3 separate regions of the Homo sapiens genome follow, and regions 2 and 3 are each linked to region 1. A link is a contact called in ENCODE Hi-C or POLR2A ChIA-PET data. All regions are on one chromosome and are shown on one strand. Each heading gives the region's core, a stretch centred on a gene start or an enhancer-like site at or near the end of the contact. The rest is flanking DNA. Distances are from core to core; before and after follow the strand shown. Region 1 holds the start of TARS1-DT (TARS1 divergent transcript). Region 2 overlaps LOC124900954 (a long non-coding RNA gene). Region 3 overlaps NPR3 (natriuretic peptide receptor 3).

The links. A loop is a pair of places that touch in the nucleus more often than their neighbours do. ChIA-PET counts read pairs that join two places held with the same protein, here RNA polymerase II (POLR2A). Pooled maps may share reads with other maps.
Region 2: a loop to region 1 is called in a map with no recorded cell type, with 20 times the contacts of the local background. The contact joins the enhancer-like site here to the promoter of TARS1-DT in region 1. A Hi-C loop is called at or near these places in 5 of 37 single-sample maps with no recorded cell type and 12 of 50 pooled maps.
Region 3: POLR2A ChIA-PET joins it to region 1 with 10 read pairs in AG04449. The contact joins the enhancer-like site here to the promoter of TARS1-DT in region 1. POLR2A ChIA-PET finds 5 or more read pairs at or near these places in 3 of 52 experiments (AG04449, activated CD4-positive, alpha-beta T cell and activated T-cell).

What each region holds. Positions count from the first base shown.
Region 1 is chr5:33,437,857-33,442,847 of GRCh38, forward strand. TARS1-DT (TARS1 divergent transcript) reads right to left here and starts at 2,778. Exons shown (of 3, transcript XR_001742630.2): 1 at 2,349-2,778. It overlaps TARS1 (threonyl-tRNA synthetase 1), which reads left to right and starts at 3,109. Exons shown (of 19, transcript NM_152295.5): 1 at 3,109-3,287. The coding sequence starts at 3,231. RefSeq lists enhancers at 2,455-3,042, 2,697-3,006, 3,107-3,296, 3,557-3,616, 3,631-4,217.
Region 2 is chr5:32,535,401-32,540,391 of GRCh38, forward strand. The region is part of intron 4 of LOC124900954 (a long non-coding RNA gene); the gene reads left to right. Among named protein-coding and RNA genes, the nearest start is that of SUB1, 48 kb to the right of the region's middle. RefSeq lists an enhancer at 2,509-2,718. Within about 2 kb of position 2,796, at least 4 of the 41 ENCODE cell types and tissues checked have a DNase peak (open chromatin) inside an H3K27ac peak, as active enhancers do.
Region 3 is chr5:32,757,771-32,762,761 of GRCh38, forward strand. The region is part of intron 3 of NPR3 (natriuretic peptide receptor 3); the gene reads left to right. Among named protein-coding and RNA genes, the nearest start is that of NPR3, 49 kb to the left of the region's middle. RefSeq lists an enhancer at 2,225-2,743. Within about 2 kb of position 2,386, at least 2 of the 41 ENCODE cell types and tissues checked have a DNase peak (open chromatin) inside an H3K27ac peak, as active enhancers do.

The DNA of each region.
Region 1 (4,991 bases), core at 1,528-4,027:
ACTCTCATCATAAACTTTCTTCTAGATCTAGTTAGTAAAGGGGTTTTGACTTCTTTTATAATACAAATAAAGAGGTAATTTTCCAAACCTTGCTTGAAAAATTAAGCAAGTTTTGTCTCAACACTCAACATTTATTGAACATCTGCTGTGCGATAGGTTTACATCTTCCAGATGCTGGCAAAAATACACAAAGTGTGCTTTCGTGAAGTTTTCAATCAAGGAGATAAAATATATTTTAAAAAAACTATAAACTTGCAAGGTAGGAGAAGAGCTTAAGCTCAGGAGTTTGAGACAAGTCTGGGTAACATAGTGAGACCTCATGTCTACTAAAAATTAAAAAATATATATATTAGCCGAGCGTGGTGGTGTGCACCTGTAGTCCCAGCTGTTCAGGAGACTGTGGCGAGGGGATCAATTGAGCCTGGGAGATCAAGGCTGCAGTGAGCTGTGATCACACCACTGCACTCCAGCCTGGGCAACAGAGCAAGACTCTGTCTCAAAAATAAATAAATGGATAGATAGATAGAATAAAAAATAAGAAAAAATTAACTGGGTGTGGTGGTGTGTGCCTGCAGTCCTACCTACTTGGGAAGCTGAGGCAGAAGGACTGCTTGAGTACAGCAGTTTGAGTCTGTAGTGAGCTATGATTGTGCCACTGCACTCCAGCCTGGGTAATGGAGCAAGACCTCATCTCAAAGAAAAAAGAAAAGAAAAGGACTATTATTAAAATCAAGGTGTCAGCTAAAGAGCAGTTATATATATATACACACACACACACACACACACACATATGTATATGTGTATACATATATATGTAATCTGCAAATTAGGTAGCTAATATTGCATAACTCTGTTCTCCTAGCACCTTTTCAAGTTACCCTTAGCCTTTGTCAGGACCTCGCTAGACTAGATTCTTTACCTAGAAGGATAGCCCAAACCTTCCTTCCTTCCTTGTCTTTGTTGGGTTCCCAGAGTTTTCCAACAGCGAAACATTAGACAAGGAAGTACTAAAAAAGGTCTCAGTGAATCTCCTGGGTTCTTGACAAAATTCTCCTTTATGTAGAAGAAACCCGCTTGTCCCCTTGTAATCAGGATCAATCACTCTGGACAGAAAAACAACCCCCAATTCTGCCTGTGAGTGTAGCAGTACGTGAAGCCCCACATAGGGTGTACTCTTAGGCCAACTGATCAGAACCATTACTGTGCATATATATATATATAATATATGTATATACATATACGTATGTGTATATGTGTGTGTGTGTGTATATATATATATATATACACATATATAGTAAACTTGCTTAGCTCTAAATACACACATAGTGAAAGAACAAGTTGAACCGGTAAGTTCTACCAAGAACCACATGAAACTACCAGCAGACACTATTGTAAGCGCCAAGGGGACCTTTCTCCTTGGCCCTCTGAGGTTTGGCTGAAAATCACTAACATGAGGAACATTAATAGAAAAAACATACAAATTTACTTAACGTGTATACACAGGAAGAATCACAGCGTGATTACCCACCCCTCAGAGGGCTTCAGAAGCTTGTGGATACAATCCCAGCGACACAGGTTATGATAGGGAGAAGAGGAATTCTGTTGAGGGATTACAAAGGAGAATGAATGTATCAGGAACACATTAATTTGTACAACATCTTGTGAAAGGGTCTGCTCAGGTGTGATTACTACATTCTTGGTCTTACAGGGAGGCAACAAAAACAATTATGTTCCTTGTGATGTGTCTAAACTTTATCCTTTGCTTTGGCAGAGATGGCGTGGGGATTTAGGGGAGTGGGACCTTGAGGCTTCTTCAGTTCAGATGTCAAAACGCCATTATTTGGGGGTATGTTTCTGCGCCTCCAACACTGTTTAACAGGGAGGCTTGTTTCATCCAGTAAGGGAGTCAAGAAATGGTTCCCCGAAGAAAACGATTCTTGAAATCTGACAATAAATGAGGTGTCAAACAGGCAAAAAGTGTGTCGGAATGAGCACGGATGAGGGTAGGGTGGAAAAATCTTGGTACTTAGTCTGTGGGAAGACCTGAGGAAAAAAAGCCACTACAGTTTATAGTTCAGTGTATGGTGGGCGAACGAGATGAAGCCGAAAACTTGGACAATCAGGGATTGTCCAAGAGCAAGGGAAAGCCACCAAAGATTTTTCAGCAGATTGCCGTGATCATATTTGTATTTGAAGACTACAACGATGCTGTATGAAAAATGGATGCACAAAGCCGAATTGGGAAGCTATTGTTCCTGGAAAGTATAACCCTGAAGGCGGAGAGTTGTAGAGAACAGAACTGATGTTTAAAAAGAAAAATCCACAAAACGTGGTGGTGGAGCACGTACCTGAAGTTATGCCTATTGCGCTTCTGATTTCAAATAAGTAATTGTTTTAAATTGCCTACTAACATAAAAAAGCCCAGTCGATTCCAAACACTGGCACCCAGGCGTGAGAATCCATGGTTATTTCCTTGGGTGAGCTTTATTGTATTTTTGCGGGCGCTATGGAAATGCTCCTCCAGGCAGTACAGATCAGCAGCGGCTCGTAGTGAAGAACGTTCAAGGAAGAGTTTGTCCCGGATCAACAGGACATGGGGCTTGGGAAGCCTGGACTGCCATGAGGAAGGTCGATTCACCACTACAGACAGGGAGCCTGAGGCCTGGGTGGTGCCGACAAGTCGGCAGTCACGCCAGGTCAGGAAGCGCCGAAGCCGCGGGAAACCCTGGACTCCATCCCGGGATTTGTCCCCGTGTCGAAGATGGTATCCAGGTCGCCGAAAACTTCCCGGAAGTTTAGACCAAGACCTACTTATTATCTACGGTGTCCGGGAAGGTCCATGATTGTTCCACATAAAGTCAGAAGGGAGGAAAGGCGCACGCGCATTGGGGACTTGACTCTGGAAAGCGTCCAGACCAAGGTCAGCGGAGAGTAGGCATGTAGCTTCTGCAGTTGCTCCTCCTCACCCTCCGCGACCTGATTTCCTAGAAGGGCTCTGTCACCCGAAAAGATTTTCCACTGGCTTAGAGGAGGGAGGGCCCGCCTTCCCCCGTTATCCATTGGCTGCTCGTTCCGCCGCAAGTTGGGGGCGGGGTTAGGGCGCCTTTCGATTGCATCAGCTGGTCCAGCCGAGGCCAAGTCCCGGGCGCTAGCCCACCTCCCACCCGCCTCTTGGCTCCTCTCCTCTAGGCCGTCGCTTTCGGGTTCTCTCATCGCTTCGTCGTTCGCCAATGTTTGAGGAGAAGGCCAGCAGTCCTTCAGGGAAGATGGGAGGCGAGGAGAAGCCGGTGAGCAAACTTGGTGGGACCCAGAGACCAGCCTGGGACTCTAGTGGGTGCAGACGCTACGCTCGCGGCGGGAGCGGGGGGCAGGAAGCAGGAAGCGGCCGGGACCGCGTGGGTCGGAGAAGTGGGGGATGGTGGGACTCCTGGAAAGTCGGAACCCCCTTTGGGAACCATCCATTCATAAATTAGGGTGGGGCCTTGCAGTTCATCTGTGGGTCCATTCTCTTTACAGATGAGGAAACAGACCTTGAGTGAGCGACTTGTTCAGAGCCTCACATCTACAGTAGTTAGACGCGGAGACAGAATCAGAATCTTAGGCTTGAGGCTTCCAAACTTGCGTTTATGGCTTACTGTAAGCGGGAAACACATTGCAGAGCCTTATTTAATCAATCTCCTAAGATCCTGCGGGGGTAAAGAGCTCCATTTTAAGGAAAGGAAAACCGAGTGCCCGAGATCTGACCCAGCTTGTCCAAGTTTGGGTGGTTAAGTATACATTTTGCCCGGCACTGATCTGGGCGGTGCATGTGGGAAGATGAATAGGGCCCAGTTCCCCGACTTTGAGGGCCTCACAGGCTGATGTGTAAGAGACAGGAAAACAGCCCTAGTGCTTTGTGATCAACCTTGTGGTATTACAGAAGAGGAAGTTTAGGAAGGCACTTTAGAATTTAGTTTGGAAGAATGATTTCACCAGGTAAACAGGCAGGACGGGGCTTCCCACGTAAAGGTAGGGAAGGCAGTGAAAAGGGGCACGCAGGTGAATTGTCTTTCGGGTTGTTTGCAAGAGATATGCCAGAAGGGTTAAAGGAACAGTAATCAGAAGGATCTTAGGCAACAAGGATGTTTGAAACTTGTATTCTATACATGAAGGATCTTAAGCAGGAAGATTGTATTTGTAAAAGTCACGCTGGCATTGGGATAGAAGGTTAGGCCACATGCAGAAGGCTGTTGTAATAGTCCAAGTGAGAAGTGGTGACGTCTTCAGCTAAGGGATCCTCTATCCCAAGTCTGTGACAGGACAGTTCACTTAAAAGCCAAATTTTTTTCTTGATTGTCCACTCGAGATTGAATGGAGAAACTGCATACGGGCACATTCTAACTATGTAAATTTAATTCTAGATGATAAATGGTGACTATACGTAGATTTTTTTCACATAAAATGATATTTTTACTGTTTTGTAACTTTTTTTTTTTTTTTTTTTTTTGCTTAATAGAATGTGGTCAACAACTTTCCATGTCCATAAATATTCTCCTGTGCTATTCTTAATTGGACGTGATATGTATGGTTAACACATATGTAATTTTTCCTTCCTGTAATAATTATACAATAGTTAATATTTATTTTGAGTACTAAATACGAGTTTGGCACTGTATTAATGCATTCCATGAATTAACTCATTCAGTCTTCTTTTTTTTGAGACGGAGTCTCGCTCTGTCACTCAGGCTGGAGTGCCGTGGTGCGATCTCGGCTCACTGCAAGCTCCACCTCCCGGGTTCATGCCATTCTCCTGCCTCAGCCACCAGGCCTGGCTAATTTTTTGTATTTTTAGTAGAGACGGGGTTTCACCGTGTTAGCCAGGATGGTCTCGATCTCCTGACCTCGTGATCCGCCCGTCTCGGCCTCCCAAAGTTCTTGGATTACAGGCGTGATCCACCGCGCCCGGCCTCATTCAGTCTTCTTAATAACGCTGTGAAGTGGGTTCTGTTATT
Region 2 (4,991 bases), core at 1,546-4,045, 900 kb before region 1:
CACTTTGGAAGGCTGAGGTGGGCGGCTCACCTGAGATCAGGAGTTCGAGACCAGCCTGAGCAACATGAAGAATCCCCGTCTCTACTGAAAATACAATATTAGCTGGGCGTGGTGGTGTGCATGTGTAATCCCAGCTACTTGGGAGCTGAGGCAGGAGAGTCACTTGAACCCGGGAGGCAGAGGTTGCAGTGAGCTGAGATTGTGCCATTGCACTTCAGCCTGGGCAACAAGAGTGAAACTCTGTCTCAAAAAAAAAAAAGAAAAAAGATAAAAAGCGTGTGTGATGAGAAGATCTGGGGGCTAGGGTGGTGGTGTGGTAATGGGGTGATTTAAAAAAACCTTTTGACTGGAGATCTAGAATTCGAACTAAGCCAGGAACACATCCTCATCTATAGTGCTTCCAGGGCATCCATGTGACAGTTTGAATTGTATTCCCTCAAAATGAATATGTTGAAGTCCTAATCCCCAGTACCTCAGAATGTGATCTTTGCAGAGGTCATCAGATCACTAGGGTGGGCCTTTGTCCCATATGCCTGGTGTCCTTATAAAAAGGGGAATTTGGAGACAGACAGGTACACAGGGAGACTGTCATCTGAACACGAAGATGGCCATCTATAAGCCAAGGAGAGAGACCTCGACAGATCCTTCCCTCATAGCCCTTAGATGGAACCAACACTCCTGATATTTTGATTTTGGACTTCTAACCTCCAGAACTATGAAACAAGAAGTTCTGGGCTGGGTGCAGCCTGACCAACATAGTGAAACCTCCCTCTACTAAAAATACAAAAAATTAGCCAGGCGTGGTCGTGGGTGCCTGTAATCCCAGCTACTCGGGAGGCTGAGGCAGGAGAATCTCTTGAACCTAGGCAGCAGAGGTTGCAGTGAGCCGAGACCATGTCATTGCACTCCAGCTTGGGCAATAAGAGTGAAACTCCATCTCAAAAAAAAAAAACAAACAAAAAAAACAGTTCCTTTTGTTTAGGCCAGGGGCCCTCAACCCCAGAGCCATAGAACAGTACCATAGGCCAGTTAGGAACTGGGCTGCACTGCAGGAGGTGAGCAGTGGGCAAGCGAACACTACTGCCTGAGCTCCGCCTCCTGTCAGATCAGAGCTGGCATTAGATTCTCATAAAAGCACAAACCCTATTGTGAGCTGCGCATGTGAGGGATCTAGGTTGTGGGCTCCTTATGAGACTCTAATGCCTGATGATCTGTCACTGTCTCCCATCATCCCCAGATGGGACTGTCTAGTTGCAGGAAAACAAGCTCAGGGCTCCCACGGATTCTACATTATGGTGAGTTGTATAATTATTTCATTAAATATTACAATGTTATAATAATAGAAATAAAGTGCACAATAAATGTAATGTGCTTGAATCATCCTGAAACTGCCCCCCCCCTTCCCTGCTGCCCCCGATCCGGGTCCATGGAAAAATTGTCTCCCATGAAACTTGTCCCCCTGGTGCCAAAAATGTTGGGGACCACTGGTTTAGGCCACCCGGTTTGCAGTACTTTGTTAGAGTGGCCCTGGCAAACTTAAAAACCCTGACTTTCTCACTTCTCTTGCACCCTCCAAGGTACCAGCCCCATGCTCCTACCCAGTATGCACCTGGCTCTCCCTTGTGTTTCCTGATCTCCAGGTGGTCTCTTTGCAGTGTTTTGAAAGCTCTTTTGATAGTATCTCTTTCTTGTCATGAAGCCTCCTGGATTCCACAGAGAAAATGTGCTCTCCACTGTTGTGTCTGGGCAGAAAACCCCCATAATTATTAAATCCATTCCCTACAACATTATATGGGGTTTTATAAGTCATTCATAAACATACAATATTTTAATTCTGCTGCCATATGTTTTGTATAAATAGTCATGTTTATTTACAAAAGAATGTTCTATTTAGCTGTCAACCCATGGATGGCAGAAAAAATGTTTCATATTTGTGTGTGTGTGTGTGTGTGTGTGTGCGTGTTTAAAGCACCAAACATAATATCCAATGATTTTTGTTATGACACACATGTTCTTTCAGGATAGTGTGTGATAATCAAGTTGTGCTTTTATTTATTCAACTGACATTTGAATCACTTTCCCTGTACCTAACTATCCCACCATGGGCTGTCGTTACTAATCTGAATTTAAAGAGGTCCCTGGTGTCAAGGAGAGCCTGGCTGATTGTGAGAGAGGCAGACAATACAAGTGAAGAAATAGTGTAGCTATGATGGAGACATGAGATAGTGGGATGACTCACAGTGATGCTTTATGAAACCCAAGGGCCACAAAGCTTCAGGAAGTAGGGAAGCAGGAAATGAACTACCAGGATGCAGACTTGCTCTTCATCCCTCATTTTCCCATTTCACACTTTCTTTTTTTTCTTTTTTTGAGACAGAATCTCACTCTGTCACCCAGGCTGGAGTGTAGTGGTGTGATCTTGGCTCACTGCAACCTCTGCCTCCTGGGTTAAAGCGATTCTCCTGCCTCAGCCTCTTGAGTAGCTGCAACTATAGGCACGCGTGGCCGCACCCAGCTAATTTTTTTATTTTTAGTAGAGATGAGGTTTCACCATGTTGGCCAGGCTTGTCTCGAACTCCTGACCTCAAGCGATCCTCCTGCCTCTGCCTGCCAAAGTGCTGGGATTACAGGTGTGAGCCACCGCACCTGGCCCCATTTCACACCTTCTTCCCTCTGTGGCTTCTCTCTATTTCTAGGGAGAAACATGACAGAAGTCAGCTGCTCTAGAATCAACAGACTCCTCTCCAGTTGGCATCCCACCATACAGCGGTGGCGTCATACGTTCATACATATGCTGCAGCCAAAGGGGGAGGCTCATCAACCCAGGAGGCACCCACAGGTGCCTCTCAGAGGTGATGAAAGAGGAAGTGGGGGCAGGCAGAGGTAATGGTTGTAATTTGAGTCACTTCTGTTAACTGTACCCACTTTTAGACAGCTTAATCCACTTTGACTCTGGAAAAGTGTGAACAGAAACCTTGCTGGGTTTGGAGGAGAGACAGCCTCCCACTGCTCTTCCCAGGGGAGTCCTGGAACAGGCTGCCGTGGAGGCTCAGGGCAGGCCTGGAGATGTGGCGCTGGTTCAAGGCCAGACCCGGCTGTGTCAAATTTGGATGGACTAGGAAAAGTTCCTGTACAGAAATAACAGAGACTGGAGATTATGTGTGGGAATTATTCTACTCTTATCCTGAGTATGTCTGTACTTCAATCCTGGTGCTCACTTCAAGAAAGAGGAGGATGGGGTTGCCGTTGCTCTCAAGAAAGAGGAGGATGGGGTTGCCATTGCTCTAGCAGACTACTGTTACTCCCAGAAGCTCACTTAAAGGTTCCATTTCCATAACCAATTACAGAGCAAATGCTTTTTCATAGGAATTGGTCTTTGCGGGGTTGACATTTCAGGTTGCAAAGACCCCGAAGCTTTAGGAAAGCTGAACTTTGCCGTTGAGAAATTTAGGAGGGTAGAAATTGCAACACTATCTTAGCTGCAATTAGCTGGCATTTCTGCCAAGCGCTAATACATATTTCACCCTAACTTCCAGTGAAGGACGACATTGATAAGAATATTTGGGGAGTAGCTGTGAAAGTTCATCTGGTTTTAATAGGGAAACATTGTCCTTTTCTCTGCTGATTGGAGAGCAGGTCAGGCATGAAACTGGCCTCACCCAGGAAAGACTCACATGGTTCATTCTCTCTCCAGGAATGGTAGGGAAAGCACGTGTTTTGAAACACTGGGTTTTCCCTGGCCCGGGAGAAAGTGGATCAAAAGAATCGCTGTTTTCTCCGCTGTTGTTTGGGTTCTCTAGTTTGAAAGGGTCATGGTGGTGTCTCCTGATGGGCCATTAAAGGCAATGTTGAGGAGAATAGAGAAAATACATGAAGAAAGAATAAGGAAAATTGGACATTTGGTAGAAAAGCCCAGGATTCTCTGGAGAAACGTTGGAGGTAGTGCCGAGAGAGTCTGCTGCACCAGAGGTGCCCCACCAGGGGCCCCACCAGGGGACTCTTTAAAAGAATGTTCTTGAGCTAAATTCCTGCCAACCTTCCCATGTAGCTGGTGCAATTTTCACTCCATATTCTGCTTTCTTTATTTTCTACCGCAACTGAATTCTGAGTTCCTAATCCACTGGGACTCACACTTAATAGCCTGTCTATCTACTGGCATTTGTTTGCATTGTACAAGTACAACCAAAGGCTATAGGCTTTTGGGAGCCACAGTCAGGAAGAAGTCTATCTGTCTGTCTCTCTGTTCTTTAGACTTCAGTCTTCTTACACCCTTTCCAAATGGCAACGGGCACAAAATGGCCTATCTGCTGGAAGTGGGCAATGAGCAAAAGAGACACATACATGGAAACAATGAGTTAAGAATTTAAAATATTATTCTGCACACACGTAAGTGGGAACTTCATGTCCTCTGTTCAGAAGTAAAGCAGTTGGAACCTCTGGAATCAGAATCATCTGTGCATTTGCTAAAAATATAGATTCTTGTGCCCTACCCAAATTCTGCACCCGAAAATTCTGATTCTGCCTGAATCAGAATCTTTCCAGGCAATTCTTATGTGCATCAAAGCTTGAGAGTTGCCTAGACGCAGCCTCAGCTGAACCATCTACTGTGTTTTAATACTGAGTTGTGCTTGTTCTCAAGCTGGTTCAGAGCACTTTAATGTGCATTCAAATCATGCTGAGGTCTTGTTAAGTTAGGTGGTGGGACGTGAGATTCTGCATGTCTAACAAACGCTTGGGTGATGCTGCCACTGCTGGTTGGAGGACCACCCCTTGGGTGGCAAAGTGCTAGAGAGACTATTTTTATTTCCTTTGCACTCCTGTGAGGCCATCTTGAGGCTTCTCAAGTCCCTGGGGCCAGTGATTTGCTTGCACTGGGATTGGAGATTGCTGCACCCTCATGGGTACTGTGCTTTGTTGACTGGGCTCTATCTCATGCTCATCCAGATTTACCCTGCCTTCCTGCTTCCCCTTCCATCTCCTCAGCCAACACC
Region 3 (4,991 bases), core at 1,136-3,635, 680 kb before region 1:
TCCCATCAATACCTAATTTATTGAGCGTTTTTAGCATGAAGGGCTATTGAATTTTGTCAAAGGCCTTTTCTGCATGTATTGAGATAATCATGTGGTTTTTGTCTTTGGTTCTCTTTATATGATGGATTACGTTTATTGATTTGCGTATGTTGAACCAGTCTTGCATCCCAGGGATGAAGCCCACTTGATCATGGTGGATAAGCTTTTTGATGTGCTGCTGGATTCGGTTTGCCAGTATTTTATTGAGGACTTTTGCATCGATGTTCAGCAGGGATATTGGTCTAAAATTCTCTTTTTTTTGTTGTGCTTCTGCCAGGCTTTGGTATCAGGATGATGCTGGCCTCGTAAAATGAGTTAGGGAGGATTCCCTCTTTTTCTATTGATTGGAATAGTTTCAGAAGGAATGGTACCAGTTCCTCCTTGTACCTCTGGTAGAATTCGGCTGTGAATCCATCTGGTCCTGGACTTTTTTTGGTTGGTAGCCTATTAATTATTGCCTCAATTTCAGAACCTGTTATTGGTCTATTCAGGGATTCAAATTCTTCCTGGTGTAGTCTTCGGAGGGTGTATGTGTCCAGGAATTTATCCATTTCTTCTAGATTTTCTAGTTTATTTGCATAGAGGTGTTTATAGTATTCTCTGATGGTAGTTTGTATTTCTGTGTGATCGGTGGTGATATCCCCTTTATAATTTTTTATTGCGTCTATTTGATTCTTCTGTCTTTTCTTCTTTATTAGTCTTGCTAGTGGTCTATCAATTTTGTTGATCTTGTCAAAAAACTAGCTCCTGGATGCATTGATTTTTTTGAAGGGTTTTTTGTGTCTCTGTCTCCTTCAGTTCTTCTCTGATCTTAGTTATTTCTTGCCTTCTGCTAGCTTTTGAATGTGTTTGCTCTTGCTTCTCTAGTTCTTTTAATTGTGATGTTAGGGTGTCAATTTTAGATCTTTCCTGCTTTCTCTCGTGGGCTTTCAGTGCTATAAATTTCCCTCTACACAGTGCTTTAAATGTGTCCCAAAGATTCTGGTATGTTGTGTCTTTGTTCTCATTGGTTTCAAAGAACATCTTTATTTCTGCCTTCATTTCGTTATGTACCCAGTAGTCATTCAGGAGCAGGTTGTTCAGTTTCCATGTAGTTGAGCAGTTTTGAGTGAGTTTCTTAATCCTGAGTTCTAGTTTGATTGCACTGTGGTCCGAGAGACAGTTTGTTATAATTTCTGTTCTTTTACATTTTCTGAGGAATGCTTTACTTCCAACTATGTGGTCAATTTTGGAATAGGTGTGGTGTGGTGCTGAGAAGAATGCATATTCTGTTGATTTGGGGTGGAGAGTTCTGTAGATGTCTATTAGGTCCGCTTGGTGCAGAGCTGAGTTCAAGTCCTGGATATCCTTGTTAACTTTCTGTCTCGTTGATCTGTCTAATGTTGACAGTGGGGTGTTAAAGTTTCCCATTATTATTGTGTGGGAGTCTAAGTCTCTTTGTAGATCTCTAAGGACTTGCTTTATGAATCTGGGTGTTCCTGTATTGAGTGCATATATATTTAAGATAATTAGCTCTTCTTGTTGAATTGATCCCTTTACCATTATGTAATGGCCTTTTTTTTCTCTTTTGATCTTTGTTGGTTTAAAGTCTGTTTTATCAGAGACTAGGATTGCAACCCCTGCCTTTTTTTGTTTTTCATTTGCTTGCCAGATCTTCCTCCATCCCTTTATTTTGAGCGTATGTGTGTCTCTGCACATGAGATGGGTCTCCTGAATACAGCACACTGATGGGTCTTGACTCTTTATCCAATTTGCCAGTCTGTGTCTTTTAATTGGAGTATTCAGCCCATTTACATTTAAAGTTAGTATAGTTATGTGTGAATTTGATTCTGTCATTATTATGTTAGCTGGTTATTTTGCTCGTTAGTTGATGGCAGTTTCTTCCTAGCATCAGTGGTCCTTACAATTTGGCATGTTTTTGCAGTGGCTGGTAGCAGTTGTTCCTTTCCATGTTTAGTGCTTCCTTCAGGAGCTCTTGTAAGGCAGGCCTGGTGGTGACAAAATCTCTCCGCATTTGCTTGTCTGTAAAGTATTTTATTTCTCCTTCACTTATGAAGCTTAGTTTGGTTGGATATGAAATTCTGGGTTGAAAATTCTTTTCTTTAAGAATGTTGAATATTGGCCCCCACTCTCTTCTGGCTTGTAGCGTTTCTGCTGAGAGATTCGCTGTTAGTCTGATGGGCTTCCCTTTGTGGGTTACCCGACTTTTCTCTGTGGCTGCCCTTAGTAGTTCATTCTTTTTCAAAAAGTTGCTGAGTAATACTATGTTGTTTAAATACGCCATGATTTGTTTATCTATTCTTCTGTTGATGGATGTTTTTTTTTTTCCAGTTTGGAACTATTGTGACCGAAGCTGCAATGAGCATTCTTGAATACGTTTTTTTGCGGACCCATGCTTTCATTTCTGTTGAGTAAACATCCAGGAATGGAATTGCTGAGTCATAGCATAGATGCAAGTTTAACTTTATAAGAAGCTGTCAAAGTAGTATCATTTTACATTCCAACCAGCAATGTATGGAGTTACAGTTGTTCTACAACCTCATTTACACTTGGTGGTGTCAGGTTTTTAATTTTAGCTATTCTGATGGATGTAAAATGCTACCTTGCTGTAGTTTAAATTATATTCTGATGACTAGTGGTTTTGAGCTACTTTTCATGTGCTTGTTGGCTACTTCACTTTTGTGACCGGTCTGCTGAAATACTTTGCTTATTTAAAAATTAGCCTGTCTTTTTATTGTTGTTTGAAAGATTTCTTTTTTATATATTCTGGATATAAGTCAGATATCTGTATAGTGAATATGTTCTCTGTCTTTCACCTGCATTTTAATATTTTAACTGCGCTTTTTGATGAGCAGTGGTTTTTTTTTTTTTAAATTTAGATGTAGTCAGTTTTTTTAATGTTCTGCTTTTTTGGTATCATCTTTAATAAAAATCTGCCAACCCTAAAGTCACAAAGATATTTTCTGGTTTTCTTTCAGAGCTTCATGAAAGTTTTGGCTTTTATATTTAGGTCTGTGATCTGTCTCAAGTGAATTTTTGTATTTGCTGTGAGGTAGGAATCAAGTTTTAGTTTTTTCCCATCTTTTTCTGTTCTGCCACAATGCATTGAAAATGCTTTGTTTCTCCCATTGTCTTGCTCAGGTGCCTTCGTCAAAACTCAAGTGACTATTTTAAGTGCGGTTCTTAGACTCTTTATTCTGTTCCATTTATCTATTTGTCTATTCTTACACCAGTTCTACACTGTCTTGAAAACTGTAGCTTTGTAGCAAATATTCAAATCTGGCAATGTGAGCCCCCTAATTTGTCCTTCTCTTTGAAAAAATTTTGCCTACTGTAAGTTTTTTCCTTTTTATATATAAATCAACTTGTCAATTTGATTTAAGAATCAACTTGTTAGTTTCTAAAAAAAAAAATCCTGGATTTTTGATTTGGATTGTATTGATCTGTACACCAATTTGGGGGAAAACTGACATCTTAAATATACTGAGTCTTTCAATCCATGAACATGAGATACTCCTCCATTTATTTGGGTCTTCTTTATCTCAGCAATGTTTATAGTTTTCTGTGTAAAGATCCTGCACATTTCTGATTTTTAAAAAAAATAATTTTTTGTCTTTTGCTGCTATTGGACACAGAATAAAACAACCATTTCCAATTGTTCATTGCTAGTATATAGAAATACAGTTGATTTTTATATACTGGTGTTTGTTTCTGTTCTTTAGATTGAGATATTTTCTATTGTTATTTCTTCAAGATCACGGACTCTTCTGCTGTCTCTAATCTGCTTTTAAGCCTGTCTAGTGACTATTTCCTTTTTCAATATTGTACTTTTCAGTTCTATAATTTCTATTTTTTTTTAATATAGCTTTCATTTCTCTGCTGAGATTACTCATATGGTAACTCTCTTTGGCTATCTTTTTACTTTTATTTTTATTTTATTTTTAAATTTAGTTTTATTTTTTATTTCTTTAACTCAAAAATATAATTTTTTTTTTCATTATACTTTAAGTTCTGGGATACATATGCAGAATGTGCAGGTTTGTTACATAGGTATACACGTGCCATGGTGATTTGCTGCACTCATCAACCTGTCATCTACATTAGGTATTTCTCCTAATGCTATCCTTCACCTAGCTTCCAATCCCCCAACAGGCCCCGGTGTGTGATATTCCCCTCCCTGTGTCCATGTGTTCTAATTCTTCAACTCCCACTTATGAGTGAGAACATGTGGTGTTTGGTTTTCTGTTCCTGTGTTAGTTTGCTGAGAATGATGCTTCCCAGCTTCATCCATGTCCTGGCAAAGGACATGAACTCATCCTTTTTTTACAGCTGCATAGTATTCCATAGTTTACATGTGCCACATTTTCTTTATCCAGTCTACCAGAGATGGGCATTTGGGTTGGTTCCAAGTCTTTGCTGTTGTGAACAGTGCTGCAATAAACATACATGTGCATGTGTCTTTATAGCAGAATAATTTATAATCCTCTGGGTATATACCCAGTAGTGGGATTGCTAGGTCAAATGGTATTTCTGGTTCTAGATCCTTGAGGAATCACCACACTGTCTTCCACAATGGTTGAACTAATTTACACTCCCACCGACAGTGTAAAGGCATTCCTATTTCTCCACATCCTCTCCAGCATCTGTTGTTTCCTGATTTTTTAATGATCACCATTCTAACTGGCGTGAGGTGGTATCTCATTGTGGTTTTGATTTGCATTTCTCTAATGACCAGTGATGATGAGCTTTTATTCATGTTTGTCAGCCACATAAATGTCTTCTTTTGAAGTGTCTGTTCATATCCTTCTGTCATATCCTTCTGTTTTTAAGTGTCTGTTCATATCCTTCACCTACTTTTTCATGGGGTTGTTTGTTTTTTTCTTGTAAATTTGTTTACGTTCTTTGTAGATTCTGAATATTAGCCCTTTGTCAGATGGATAGATTGCAAAATT